Linked DNA regions of Homo sapiens: all the other regions are linked to region 3. Evidence: chromatin contacts called from ENCODE Hi-C or POLR2A ChIA-PET data. All regions are on one chromosome and are shown on one strand. Each heading gives the region's core, a stretch centred on a gene start or an enhancer-like site at or near the end of the contact. The rest is flanking DNA. Distances are from core to core; before and after follow the strand shown.

Evidence for each region. Hi-C counts contacts between places; a loop is a spot of excess contacts on that map. ChIA-PET counts read pairs that join two places held with the same protein, here RNA polymerase II (POLR2A). Pooled maps may share reads with other maps.
Region 1: a loop to region 3 is called in a map of B cell, with 7 times the contacts of the local background. The contact joins the promoter of LNCATV here to the promoter of GGPS1 in region 3. A Hi-C loop is called at or near these places in 1 of 168 maps with a recorded cell type or tissue (B cell), 7 of 37 single-sample maps with no recorded cell type and 12 of 50 pooled maps.
Region 2: a loop to region 3 is called in a map of naive thymus-derived CD4-positive, alpha-beta T cell, with 4 times the contacts of the local background. The contact joins the enhancer-like site here to the promoter of GGPS1 in region 3. A Hi-C loop is called at or near these places in 1 of 168 maps with a recorded cell type or tissue (naive thymus-derived CD4-positive, alpha-beta T cell), 8 of 37 single-sample maps with no recorded cell type and 15 of 50 pooled maps. POLR2A ChIA-PET finds 5 or more read pairs at or near these places in 3 of 52 experiments (SK-N-SH and activated T-cell).
Region 4: a pooled map shows a loop between it and region 3 (10-fold over the local background). The contact joins the enhancer-like site here to the promoter of GGPS1 in region 3. A Hi-C loop is called at or near these places in 5 of 37 single-sample maps with no recorded cell type and 10 of 50 pooled maps. POLR2A ChIA-PET finds 5 or more read pairs at or near these places in 2 of 52 experiments (activated CD4-positive, alpha-beta T cell and activated CD8-positive, alpha-beta memory T cell).
Region 5: a loop to region 3 is called in a pooled map, with 6 times the contacts of the local background. The contact joins the enhancer-like site here to the promoter of GGPS1 in region 3. A Hi-C loop is called at or near these places in 2 of 37 single-sample maps with no recorded cell type and 8 of 50 pooled maps.

What each region holds. Positions count from the first base shown.
Region 1 is chr1:234,962,731-234,965,430 of GRCh38, reverse strand. It overlaps LNCATV (lncRNA negative regulator of antiviral signaling), which reads left to right and starts at 1,432. Exons shown (of 4, transcript NR_125945.1): 1 at 1,432-1,664. RefSeq lists enhancers at 1,784-1,833, 1,854-2,153, 1,467-2,666.
Region 2 is chr1:235,009,974-235,012,673 of GRCh38, reverse strand. No RefSeq gene overlaps it. Among named protein-coding and RNA genes, the nearest start is that of LINC03108, 31 kb to the right of the region's middle. RefSeq lists enhancers at 1-80, 291-360, 27-527, 478-772, 371-960. Within about 2 kb of position 1,418, at least 26 of the 41 ENCODE cell types and tissues checked have a DNase peak (open chromatin) inside an H3K27ac peak, as active enhancers do.
Region 3 is chr1:235,326,981-235,329,828 of GRCh38, reverse strand. It overlaps GGPS1 (geranylgeranyl diphosphate synthase 1), which reads right to left and starts at 1,259. Exons shown (of 4, transcript NM_004837.4): 1 at 1,051-1,259. ARID4B (AT-rich interaction domain 4B) reads left to right here and starts at 1,650. Exons shown (of 24, transcript NM_016374.6): 1 at 1,650-2,060. RefSeq lists enhancers at 460-609, 1,110-1,199, 1,440-1,499, 2,236-2,761, 2,780-2,848 and silencers at 1,980-2,029, 2,200-2,429, 2,440-2,529.
Region 4 is chr1:234,843,270-234,845,969 of GRCh38, reverse strand. The region is part of intron 2 of LOC107985365 (a long non-coding RNA gene); the gene reads left to right. Among named protein-coding and RNA genes, the nearest start is that of LINC02961, 85 kb to the right of the region's middle. Within about 2 kb of position 1,314, at least 15 of the 41 ENCODE cell types and tissues checked have a DNase peak (open chromatin) inside an H3K27ac peak, as active enhancers do.
Region 5 is chr1:234,925,727-234,928,426 of GRCh38, reverse strand. No RefSeq gene overlaps it. Among named protein-coding and RNA genes, the nearest start is that of LINC02971, 30 kb to the left of the region's middle. RefSeq lists enhancers at 838-927, 1,688-1,767. Within about 2 kb of position 1,431, at least 25 of the 41 ENCODE cell types and tissues checked have a DNase peak (open chromatin) inside an H3K27ac peak, as active enhancers do.

The DNA of each region.
Region 1 (2,700 bases), core at 183-2,682, 360 kb after region 3:
AAGCAGGCCTGGTGGCACAGGCCTGGGTATGGAGTGTCAGTGGTGGCAGAAGAGGGGAGTCACTGTTTTCTTCATTAGTTAATGCCTCTCCCCTGGAGGGAGGGCAAGAGCTATGGTCTACACAGCCAAAGTGAGAGGGTGGTTGAGCAATTCTCCAGCAAACTCAGGCAAAATCAGGCAAGCATATTTAGGCCTAGAAGTCCTGGTTACCACAGCCTAAAGTGATAGGGACAGAAAGTGAAAGGAACAGAAAACCAGTCTGTATTTGTTTTATGTGAATTTTGGAGCAATGGCTTTTCCAAAGGAGGAAAGAAGAAGTTATTCTTTTTAAAACACAGTTGAAGAAGAGGATGCTTTTCCTATGGACATAGTAGGCCATTTACCAACGAGTTATTAAGATAAAAAATACCTACTGGGCCTGTGTAGGAAGCCTGGAATTCTCTTACTTTATTGTATTTTCCTCTAAGGATATATTGCGTTATTCCACAACAGGCTGGTCATAATCTTTGAGAGATTTACTTCTGAGACTTTTTGGTGTGGCTTCATTCACACTTCACATTTCCTAAGAGAGACAATTTTGGCTACTTTGAAAGAACCCTCCCTCAAACATAAACATCACAGCATCCTGACTTTAGAGTGTCTGTCTCAACATTTCAATGTTAGAAGGTTTATTGGAATGCAGACAAATAAAATAAGATAAATAAAATCTCAGTGTGCTTAAACTGAGAGCAGGTTCTTTTTTGGAAGATGTGCGTGTGTGTGTGTGTGTGTGTGTTGATGAGCTAAGTGTTGATTATAACCCAAAAAGACGGAAAGTGTGAGATTAGATAAGTGTCTGCTAGATCCATTATTGCTGTGTGCATTCTGTGAAATGGGCTTAGAGTTCACTGGTTGTAGCTGCAGGATAAAGTTCACTTGTTGTTTATTCTCAGTCTGATTAGGCCACCATTGAAAACAGAATGTGAACTACTGTCCAGAAGCCCTCTGTGAACTTCAGGTCTGCCTTAGGAGGGACGCTTCCAGCGAGGGAGCGCGTGATGAAGTCTGCAGGCATTGCTGGGGCAACGCTAAGTGGCCGCTGGCCAGGGTAGAAGTTAAACCAGGAGATGGCTGTCAAATGCAGTTGTTAGGTGTGGCACATCTTTCTCAAGCTGCTGAGCTGAGCAGGAAAGAGAGACGTTTGTTTATGGATTTATCTCATCTATAAGACACTCTTATTAGATGAACTCTATATCAGTTCTATGTAGAACTCTGTACCAGTTCTATAAGGCACTCTTTAATCTGAATCTTTTTATTTGCTCAAGAGAAAAATAAGTCTGACTTGCATCCCATTGAAGATTTAGATTGCACTGTTTACATCTTTCACCTGCGCCGCGGTAGCGTCCTCTACCGATGCTATCCTACGTTGATTTTTCCAGCAACCTGGGAAGCAACCTCATAGGTGGTTTGGGATGTCTTTTGGCTGTGCTTAAAAATTTCCAACAGATTTGCTACACATCTTAGGATAAATATGTTTCCTGTGAATTGTGATGATTTCTTACAGTACATTTGCAAGCATGTGTATGCATCTGCAGGAAACATAGCCTGGCTCTGTGAAGGAATACTGCTGTGACCGCAAAACTGTTTCTGTAGAATTTTCTCCGGTGTGGTCATCCTGCCTTCAGGTCAGTGAATAGATGGTGTTTGGACAGCGTCTGGCACAGATACTTTAACCTTAAAGCTTAATGTATAACTGGTATTTTTTCCCCCTTCTGTGTCAGCAATTGGCAACGGGACACTGTAAATAAGGATTCTGGTTTGTAAATGGACGTCTGTTCCTCCAGGGGAGGGGAAGGCTGGAGTAAGCAGTTTTGAAATTCATGCTGCAAGTGATAAGATAATTTGAGTAACCTGTAAGACCTGTGGATTCACAGGTTTCAAAAACAGGAAAGTCTCTTGTTTGAAAACCCTCTAAAGCAACATGTGGGCTTAGAAAAGAAGCCGGCTTGTGGTTTGGTGATTGTACTTCCTTATTGATATAATGGCCGCTGACGCAAGGCCTCCTGGGATTGCAGCGCGGTGACCGCAGGCCTGACGGTTACCCTGACCGGGTTCTGAAACAGCCCGGGGCTTTCAGCACAGATGAGAAGTCTAAAAATTTCCCTTTTCATTTCCTCTCTTGTGTGACTTTGTCATTTTTAAAAAAACTGGTCACAGAAAAGGGAATTTTGCCCATGCTTTTAAGGAGTTTATCTCGACTGAGTAGCTTCCCCGCCACTCCTCTAAAATCCCTCCTCAAAAACCCCAAGTTAAAAAAAAAAAAGATCTATTCTTGTAGATTTTTTTTGTGTGGGTCTATGTTTCATTCATCTGCTTTCAGGCTGGATTTATAACAAGCAGAACTTTTAAAACGGTATGATTTTAAAATAAAATTAAAAAAAAAACACGCTGAGATCTTTCCATAGCTTTGGCTTCTGGGAGTTGAAAGCGCAGGTACGTGCTACATCTTCTGGAAACCTAACCCTCGCACGCCAAGCGGGAGGCTCTTTTGGTCAAATACTCCCAGGACTTATGCTTGAGTTCTGAAATAAGTGAAAGCAGATGCCATTCCTGTGCGACATAGCTAACTGACCGCAGCCCAGAAAGTTCTGTTGGCTAGCTGTGTGGGGGCTGTCTTAAGCCCTGAAAACATTCTGCATCAGAACTCAGCTTCAGAAAGGG
Region 2 (2,700 bases), core at 169-2,668, 320 kb after region 3:
CTGTTCAAACATTGCCTGTTTCTCTAAGGGGAAACATGAGCATTGGCGTTTCCTTTCTGGGTTGGAGGTGGAGAATTTCATCCCCACCCTACTCTGCGGATTCATTCCGTTTTAGTTGTCTGGCTTTGCCCGGGGCAGAGGCTGCTGACTGGTGAAAGCACCCTCTGAAAGCAAGTTTTTTGTTTTCTACTGTCCTCTGACCTTGGGACGGGCTATGATAGTCCTCAAAACCCTCACAAGCATGGTTTCCATGAGAGCCTTGCAACATTCCCTTGAGCCGGGCAGGGCAGGCAGCCATGTGGACATTTTAGAGATGAGGAAAGTGGGGCTGTGGCCAGACTCTTTGCGGCCAGACTCTTTCTGGCCAGGTTGTTCCACCTGGCTCTCCGGCTCGAGTCTGTCCAGCTTTCAGTCCTGCTGGTCTGTCTGCATAGGGGCTGCTTCTAGAAGACCAGGCGAGAGGATGTGGGTATGAGGGAGGAGCTGAGGCGCACAGGAAGAGCAGATGGCCTGTCTCTCTCCAGTATCTGCTAGTCACTACCTGGAAACCAGCAATGATGATGTAACCACAAGCATTATTCAGTGATGGCCGCCTTCCTTGTGTGGGTGGGACCGCAACACCGCCTGGGCTGGGGAATCCCATTGGTGACAACACAGCATCCTTTTGAGCTGACGCGGCAACAGATGCCCCAGACCAGCTCTGCGTCTGACAGCATCTCTGTGAAGCGTGTGCAGGGGACAGCAGACATCAGAGCTCTCCTGTAAATCACCTCCGCAAAGGCTCTTTGTGGTCGATTCACTGATGACTCATTTATAATCTGGTTTCAACATTGTGAGTCAAAATGCACCACTTTCATTAAAAATAACATTCACTGGGGTCTAACGGCTTTCTTTTTTCTGTTTTTTACTGTACTGTGTGGTTTCTGGATGGGAAGCTGTCAGATGGCAGGCGAGGTGTTCCGAGGGACTTGAGCATAATCGTGCAACGACTCAGGTGTGGATTGAACAAATAGTCCCGAATACCTGCTGTGGGTCCTGCAGACTTCTGGGCCATGGAAGTGTGTGGGTAGTCGGCGTGGGTGTGTGTGGGGGTGTGTGCAAGTATCAGGATCACCTGGGATGCTTGTTAAAAATACAGATTCCTGGGCTTCACCCCATATCTCTGAGGGTGGGGCCTTGTCAAATTCCTCAGGAGCTTTTTAGGTACAATAGAGTCAAGAGCCTTGACTCTGGGTGAGAGAGAATGGGAACTCCCTTCAAGCAGACCCTCCCTACAAACGGAGCAACCAGAGGAGAGGCAGGTCGACTGCAAGGCTGAGAGGGGTGGATGGGGGAGGTGAGAGAGGAAAAGGCAGGGGCGGGGGAACACCCGAGGTGGAGCGGGCCAACAGAGTCCCCATGGGAGAGTTGACTAAAAGCCCCGGCTTGATGCAAGGAACCCACAGTCTTTCTGGTTTGGGGACCAAATCTTGGGCATCCCCTACTTCCTTGGTTAAAAAAATTAAACATACAGAAACGGTTTAGTGGGCATTCTGCAGGGTAAAAAGCCCCTGCTGCATGGCCATGTTTTTATATTTTATGTTCTTTAGCAATGTTAGAAACTTCACTGGGAAAAGCACTTTAAAAAGATATAGTTGAGGGGAATGGGACGTGGGGAGTTATTGTTGAATGGGTGCAGAGTTTCAATTTTACAAGATGAAAGTGCCTGGAGATGGTTAGCGGCGATGGCTGTATAGCAGTGGGAATGCATGTCACACCACTGAACAACGTGCTTAAAAATGGTTACGATGGAGGCCAGGCACGGTGGCTGACACGTGTAATCCCAGCACTTTGGGTGGCGGAGGCGGGCTGATCACTTGAGGTCAGGAGTTTTGAGACCAGTCTGGCTAACATGGTGAAACCCTGTCTCTACTAAAAATACAAAAATTAGCCAGGCATGGTGGCGGGCACCTGTAATCCCAGCTACTCGGGAGGCTGAGGCAGGAGAATCACTTGAAACCCAGAGACGGAGTTTGCAGTGAGCTGAGATCGCACCACTGAACTCCAGCCTGGGTGACAGAGTGAGACGCTGTCTCAAAAAAAAAAGGTTAAGATGGTAAATTTTCTGTTATGTGTATTTTACTTACTACAATTTTTAAAAAATTGGAAAAAGAAAGATATGGTTGAGTCTGACTTGGATGAAAGTCTACAGGCCTCCTGCTGATGGTCTCAGCGGCTCCTGGGAAACTACCGTTTGTTTCAGCCATCTGTAACTTGATTTGTTGTTCAGAAGTTTGCCAAGACTTCTCCATGCAAAGCCAGGTGTAAGTTTAACCTGAGCCACGTGGGTCCCCCCACCTTTCCGCCTCCGATGGATCTTCTCTCCAAGGGCTCCGGTGCTCAGGCCCTCATAGCATGGGAAATCAGAAGGGATGTTTGGGTGGGAGGCTTGGCATGGAGGGTGGACATTTTGCTACAGATGGCCTTGCCCTCACGGAAGGCCATTGTTATTCCGCGTCTGCCCCCTGGCCGGGTCCAGCCACCTGAGCCTTCCTGAGCTCCCAGCTCTCAGTTGCAGCCAGCGCCCAACGCCTTCCTGCGGCACCTCCACAGACCTCGCCTCTTTGCCCTGACTCCTCTCATTCTCTGTTTTCCAGACTATCCCCAAGCCCTGCCTGTGGCTGCCTCCTCCCTCCATAGCATCCCTGCTCTGCCATGGCT
Region 3 (2,848 bases), core at 10-2,509:
TCTTTAACTCTTCTTTTTTTCGCTTCCTCTACTCTTCAGCCAGGGATGACATTCCAATCGGAGCCATCTCTCCCTTTTGATTGAGATTCCTTGGAAGATATCCCATTGCTATTAGGAGAAAACCAAAACTCCTTTACAAAGCCTAAAAGGTTCGACACTCCCCCTCATCCCATCTCTCCAGGCTCAGTTCTTCATATTGGAAAAGCTCCCTTCCGCCACAGGGCTTTCTGACAAGTTAGTCTTTTTGTCTGGAATGTCTTTTCCTTTTCTCTTTCCTTAGTTAACTCCTGCTAGCCCTTCAGCTCTCAGCTCGATCCTCACTTGCTCAGAAACCCTTCCTTTCCCTCCCTAAAGAAGCCAAATTCCCTCATTCTCCTATCACCGTGGAACTCTCCTCTGGGGCACTGCCACTGCGGTAATTTCACATCGTTTTGTTCAGCATCTGTCCGTCTCACCAGGCGCAGGTCTACGAAGGCAGAGGCCACCCCAGTGGTCGGCGCTCAACACCCATGAAGAAATGAAAGCGCCTTCTAACGCGTTAGACGATGAAACCAGGGCACACAACCTTGCGTCTAAGAAGTGAACATCCCATGCAAAAGACTTTTCAAAGGGAAGGGCCTGGTTTGAGAATGGCCAGAGACATACAAATGTGAAGCGCATACTGAATCCTTCCATTCATACTCCGGGAGAAAGACGATGGATCTGAAAGAAGCCGCCTGATATAAACAGGGAATTTCAATCACTTCGAGGCCGATTTTCCACAGCGGCTGGGCAGAGAACTGCAAACGTATACAGTGCTAGCACAGAGTCCGGAGGGGAAGAAACGGTGAGGTTTCTGCTTCCTCCTCGCTCAGATGCTCCCTTCCGCCCCACTTGGCCAACCCTTCCTCTCCCTCCTCGCTTAAAGCTAGGGGATGGAAAATTCATACACAATCCGGTTCAGCATCCGGGTCCTCACTCTCCTTTCTTTCTTTCCTCTGCCCCGCCTCCCAGCCTCCCCCGCCCTTCTTCCCATCCGGGTTCCCCCCAGCCGCCGCCACTGCCGCTCACAGTTCAACGATGATATCACGACTTTCACGCCGCCGGTCCGGGAGTAACTGTACCCCGCATCAACTTCCTATTTTATAATGTGGACTTAGGCTCTTCCCGATGCCTACATGAATCCTTCCCACTATTTCACCACAGAACTCTCCGCCCTCCTCAGCCGCCAGCGACACCGCATTAGTTGGTGCAAGAAAATGCGCCATCCCGGTCACACTGCGCAGGCGTCGTTGCCGCCTCCCTACTGCTTTGTTGCCCCGCCCCTTTCACCTCCCCCCCGCCCCCGCACCGGTCCACGCAGGCGCAGGGCATTGCGGGCCTTGCAGTTCTCGCGGACGAGGATTTGCGCGTTGGCCCCAGAGTATGGACTTTATTTCCCAGAAAGCCTTGAGGCGTAACTTTCTGTTTCCATAGAACTGGTGGGAAAATGGCGTCGTTGTTTGTATCCAGGGACCAATAGGAACAGTGTATAGGCGGGTTCTAAAGAACTTTAACCAATCCAAGGTCGTCTAAGAGGCCATCCGGGAAAGAGGTAGGGGAGGGGGGGAAAAAAAATCTAGGGGAGGGGAGAAAGGGGGGGAACCTAGAGTCGGTGGGGGGGAAGCGATGTTTGCCCGTCAGTCGAGTCCGGAGTGAGGAGCTCGGTCGCCGAAGCGGAGGGAGACTCTTGAGCTTCATCTTGCCGCCGCCACGGCCACCGCCTGGACCTTTGCCCGGAGGGAGCTGCAGAGGGTCCATCGCCGCCGTCCTCTGGAGGGCAGCGCGATTGGGGGCCCGGACCTCCAGTCCGGGGGGGATTTTTCGTCGTCCCCCTCCCCCCAACCAGGGAGCCCGAGCGGCCGCCAAACAAAGGTACCAGTCGCCGCCGCGGGAGGAGGAGGAGCCGGAGCCTCTGCCTCAGCAGCCGCTGGACCCGCCGCCCTTCTTCCCCATCTCTCCCCCGGGCCTGCTGGTTTTGGGGGGGAGAAGGAGAGAGGGGACTCTGGACGTGCCAGGGTCAGATCTCGCCTCCGAGGAAGGTAGGGATATTTTCTGGGGCTTTCGTGGTCTCCTAAGGGGGTTCTTTTGGGAGTCGCTGGGCCCGGCCAAGGAGCAGAGGAAGATCGCGGTGGTGGTCCCTGCGGCGCCCGAATTCGGGGCCTCGGCCTCCCGGGAACCCCCACCCCCCGCAGCCGCTGTGTCCGAGCCGCCCCCTGGCTGGGCGGCCGCACACTCAGCGGTTTAGCGGCCGCGGTCGGGGGCCCGGGCAGGGTGGGGGCCGTTCCGCCTCCGGGGCCCTCGGCCCTCACGTTGTCCCCGCGGCGGGGCCAGATGTTGATCTCGCTCCCACTTGTCGGGTCTGAGCCCGGAACGGGACGTGGGCAGGGGCTCTGTGGCGGGCCGGTCCTGCCCGCGGCCCACAGGCCCTCCTGGCCCCTCGGTGGCCCCCGGCCGGCCTCTCGCTCGGACGCGGCGCGTGGGGGCGCGGATTCGCTCGGCCGGGCGCCGAGGCCCTAGGGGAGAGCGGCCGGCCCTGCGCCGGACGCCGGGCTTGTTGTGAGTTTCTTCTCTGACAGAAATGGCGTCATTGTCGTAGACGGGAAACTCCGTCGGGTCTCGACAATGGGGACGGGAAGCTGCCGAGCTGTGTAGGTGGTTGGGTTTGCGGGGATGGCGGGGCCGGAGGGAGCCCCGAGTCGGCGTGTGATGGTTCGGGGGCTGGCGCCTGGTTGCGGCTCTTTCTTCGGGGTTCGGACGTCGCTCGCTTCTTTCCCTCCGCCTCCGCCAGTGCAGAGGGGCTCCTGTGGTGTTGACTGGGTGTCTTTTG
Region 4 (2,700 bases), core at 65-2,564, 480 kb after region 3:
GCCCCGTTTATTAAGTTTTTATTTTTAATGTTACACATTTCATTTCTAGAGGTAACATATGGTACTTTTTCAAATATGCCTGGTCTTTTAAATTTATTTTCTCAAAATTTTGATTTCTCCTTTTACATTTCAGTTATGTTAACAACAATTCATATCCTCCTTCTGATAGTTCTATTAGCTGATGTTCTGGGGGTTCTGGGGACTCATTACCTGTGCCGCCCGTTGTGTCTGTTTATTCTTGTTTGTAGTGCACTCTTGCTCATGTCTCTAAACGCATTTTGTAATTTTCGATTGTGAGCTTCTATTTAAAAGAATGTGCTCACTATGGGAATCTTGTGTGGCAGAGGTTGAAGATTGGTTTCTATAGAGAAGTTTTTTATTTGTTTTGGCAAGTGCTCTTGTGATATTGGGACTCCTTTTATGTTAATTAATTGACGTAGCTTTCCTAGACCATACAGGTGAGTAAACTTAAGCTCCAAACCCATGTGAAGTGTGGTCTGTGGTTATGAAACTTGAGGTGACCTTGTTTTCCCTCAGCGGATCTCCCACTGCTCAGGCAGCCAAGTGTCAGCACTTTTTCTTGTGCTCAGACCTTCTTTATACTCAGTCTCTGGGATTTCCTTCACTCATTTCAGCTGTGCTTTTAACACCACACTTATTATTTTTCTACAGCATATTTAGGCGTTTCTGTGGCCAGAAGCTTTTCAGATTCTCCTCTAAGATATTGCCAAAATGATAGTTCTTGTCATCCTGAATTTCTGAACACAGAAAAAGTTTTCCCACGATGATTACAGATTTTGAGATCTCTCTAGATACTAGGGACATCTTTAGAAAGCAGGCCAAGAGCCTTGACCAAACTTACGGCAATTCTATTGTACTGATCAGAAAATATCACTTACTTTTGCATGTAGATTTTATTTAGATGAGAGTTAGGTTTTGTTTTGCAAAGAAAATAGCTAATGTATTCTTTGCTAAGAATGACGGTGATACACAGCGGTTGGATTTATTTAATAAAATGTGAGATGTTAAGAAAAAAATCTTAGGAATTTGAAGACACTGAGAGTGTTCAATGCAAAAAAAAAAAAAAAAAAGGCAGAGAGAGAGGGTGTTTCAGTTGCCTGCACCATACATACTCGCTGGTTCCGAATAATGCAAGGATTTCTCTCTTCTGTTCCGGTCTTTTGATGTTGAGTTTCCTGCCCCTTAAATATCTGCTTTACCAGAAAATGAGAAAGTCTTCACCCAAAAAAACAGCACAGAAGTGAAGCCAAGTGACTGTAAAAGGTTTCATAGCCTGGTCAACAGGGAGGCAGCTGGCGATCACTTCCTGCCTCACCCTGGAGGAAGGAGCTACTAAGGAAAGGGACGTCTAAGCTGAAACAACTTCAGGTGGTTCCTGTCCCTCTCTAGAGACTTTAAAGTCTCACTGCATGGAATGCCCTTGATATCCAGACTGGGAAAATCTAAGCCTGTGGACCAGGAAGAAAAGTCATTCATTTATTCATTCGTTTATCACTCCTACTACTCATGAGAGTCAAGTGAGGGCTGTCTGGGGACTTAGGGTAGGAAACTTTCAATATGGCTAGATATATGCACTTAACTATTTCTTTTTCTTTTGGATTGACAGTCTTATTTACTCTGAATACAGGGCATTCATAATGCTCATTGTTGCTGCTACTATTCTGTGAACACATGTTTAGAAAAAAACGTGGTGCAACGGTATGGGAATTCTGAGTTCACTTGTTCATCCATTTTTTTCTTTAAATAACATTTATCCAGTGGTATGTTATATAGAGCTTTGTACTGGGTGGAGTGGGGCTAAAAAGATGAATGATAAATAGTTTCTACCCTTAGGAATCTCAGTCTAATACCATGTGGGGGATGGGGCAGTATATTTACAGAAAGAAATGCTACATGGGGCATATTTAACCCACAAATGATCTAACTGAAGAATCAGAATAAATATTTCCATACATTTTAATTGTGGTAAAATATACACAACATAAAATTTACCGTTTGAAGCTTTTTTTTTTTTTTTGTAGACAGAGTCTTGCTCTGTTGCCCAGGCTGGAGTGCAATGGCACGATCTTGGCTCACCACAACCTCTGCCTCCTGGGTTCAAGCGATTCTCCTGCCTCAGCCTCCTGAGTAGCGGGGATTACAGGCGTGCACCATCATGCCCAGCTAATTTTGCATTTTTGGTAGAGATGGGGTTTCTCCATGTTGGTTAGTCTGGTCTCAAACTTCTGATCTCAGGTGAACCGCCCACATCAGCCTCCCAAAGTGCTGGGATTACAGGCATGAGCCACTGCACCTGGCCTATTTGAAGCATTTTTAAGCGTACCATTTGGTGGCATTCATTAAGTACATTCACATTATGGTGCAAACATCACCATCATCCCGGAAGCCTTTGCATCTTTCCAAACTGAAACTGTACCCATTAAACACGAACTTCTCATTCCCCTCCCCCTAGTCCCTGGCACCCACCATTCTACTTTCTGTCTCTGTGACTTTGACTCCTCTAGGTGCCTCATACAAGTGGAATCATTCAGCAGTTGTCTTTTTGCATATTGCCTGTCCAAAACTTTTTGAATGGAAAGAAGTATGTTTTACAGAAACAGGAAAGTCCCAGCCTTGTCTCTGACTGCTTCACCCCTTGGTTCAGCCCAGTGAAAGCTGGTCAACTTTCCTTAATGCTCT
Region 5 (2,700 bases), core at 182-2,681, 400 kb after region 3:
AGTCATGGCATAAACCTGCACTCCCAAGCTCTAACTTGGTTCTTGATGTGTGAAGGCATCCTTCAGAATTCTAAGAGAAATCTCTTTCTCAGTGCAGCCTGCCTTTTGCAAATCAAAAGTGCTTTGGTTTTCAGACTATTTATTGTTTCCGCTAGAGATAGACAAAGCCTACTTGAAAGCTGGGAAATGAAGAACCTGAAGTTGGTGTGCACAGTGGGTAGGAAGTGATCCTGCCACCTTGGGGGCTGGGCTCAGGCGGGTTTGTCACCAGCAGTCCTAGGGCCACCATTCATCTCAGGCTTCATAAATGTGTTCATAAATGTGAACAGACTTGGTAAATGCGACAATCTCTGAGCAGTAGTGTTCTGAGGAAGGGGAACGTTTTTCTGAATTTGCGAACAAGCCGGTGGGGGTCTTTGACAATGGGTACAAGGAAGTAGAGGAGACAGCAACCTTTTAATGCCTATTGACATCCCACTATAATGAAGCAACATGGGGACACAAAGGCAGGGAGAAGGATGGGGTTGCAGTTGTTGCAGAGTCAGGCAAGGTTGCCACAGGGAGGGAGGGACTGGAATTGGGCTTCGATGAGGCGTTGAATGGGCAGATCAGAGGGAGAGGCATTTTAAATAAGGTGATGGTGGGGACACAGGTATGAGGGACGGACATTCATGGAGTGGCAGGGGACAGCCTGATGGTGTTGAGGGTTGGTGTTAGAGAATAAGAGAAGAGTGAGTTGGTAGATTTGGGTCCTTGAAGGTCAGACTGAGAGGTGGTTCAGTGAGCAGTGAAGGACCCCGGAGGAGGACAGCAGCCTTCCAGAGGGAGGCGGAGGGCAGAGTAGAGGTGAGGTGGAGGGCAGAGTACAGGTGAGGTGACAGAGACCCGGACGGAGGCTGGAGAGGAGGCCCTTCTGGGCTGAGGCCAGGCTGGGTGGAGGGCAGTGGGTGTGAGAAGGAGGAGGTCAGAATGAGGAGACATTCAGAAGGGGAATCAACCGGACTCTGGGGCTCCTTGGAGACAATGAGTCTTCACATCTGTGTGGCTGGAAGCTGATCAGACTTCACCAGGAAGGGGGGCCGTGGAGGAGACCCTGTTGGGGATGCATCGGTGGGACTTTAAGGGTGCAGTGTCCAGTAGGCAGCTGGCTTCGGGAACCTGGAGACTGCAGCAGAGTCAGTGCTGTGTGCCCGCCCAGGGGCTGTTTGTGCAGGGCGACCCGGGCCCGAGGTGAGGCCTCAGGGGACAGAGGCACCTGGAGAGAAGTGTGGAGCAGGTGTGACCTGGGAAAGCCCGTGGCGGGGGCCACTCCACGCAAGAGCAAAAGAGCTTTGGAAAGGAAGCATTGCAGTGGTCATATGTGCCGCTCTGCACTTGTTCAATGGGCTGGTGATTCCTCATTGTTCTGTGATGTTGGTTTCAGTTTTGTAATGAGTTTTCATGAAAATAACGAGCACAATGAAAGCCCACATCCCTCTCAAAGTAGCGGAATGGAAAATAGAACTCTGAAGAACCAGCTCTCTTGACGTTCTGAGGCCCAGACATTTCTCTCAGGGTTGTAGAACAACCTTGAACCTGCGTGTCTCCCTGACCCCACCGGACACCTGCCCCGGACCTTCCTAACGTCTAGGGGGTGACGCACCTGAGTGGAGATTCTCCATGCAGCACCAGGGATTTCTGCCATCGTGGACTTTTTAACAGGTGTTCTCAGGATGAGGACTTTTGGGGTGCACCCCCCACCGGCAGCAGTTGCGTTTCTGGGCTTGAGATTCAAGGCATGACTGAGCAGGTGGGGGATGATGCTATGCATTTTTTGGCATGAGGTCTCTTTCAAGTAAATGAAGAGGCCATTTCAGAAACACTGCAGAGAGAGAAATGTGAGCACACATTTTCTGCTCTGGCCACCATGATTCTTTTGCATCTCGTCACCATTTCCCTGCACTTATGCCACCCCCTTCCCCAAGCTCCAGGGCCCACTAACTGTGAGAACAACGAAAAGCATTAGCTATGGACTCAGCATGCTTCCTCCCCGAGAGCTCCCGACAGCCAGCAGAAATCAATAAATTAGGATAAAGAAAATGACATTTAGCTTTGTCTGGGCTCTCCTGTCTGTATGATTTTGCAGGCTTGGTGTGGAATGAAAATTCTGTTTCCTCTGCTCCCCTCCCCTAAACCTACAGACTGGTCTTCCTGCTTCCCTATGAGTGCCTGCTTCAACCCAGACAGTTCTGACACTTTGACTTACTGATCAACTTTTTTTTTTTTTCTTAAACCACAGTTTAAAAAAAGTCAAACACACACAGTCACGGGAAACAAAAACACACAAAACAACAAACCCTGTTTAAGAGCTGAGTAAGCACTAAGGCATGCATTCCCTCCAAGAGCAAGGGCCAGGATGAGAATTCTCGGTTCAGCTGACTAACGCAGCTCACATTTTAATAGTCTGCAGCTCTTTCTAAGCTGTTAACACTTTACTGTCTTAGAGGATGTTTGGGCTGAATACCTCCCATAGTTCTTCCACTGAGACATACCTTCTCCATGGTAGAGAAAAGCAAACAGGAGTGTTGTAGAGAAAGATGAGTCAGGGGCCAAGTGGGTTGGTGCCAAGACAAAGCAGGAACAAACCAGTGTTCTGGTGCCTTCCGAAAGGTATGTGTTTAGCTCCCACTGATAAGTGAGAACATGATATATTTGGTTTTC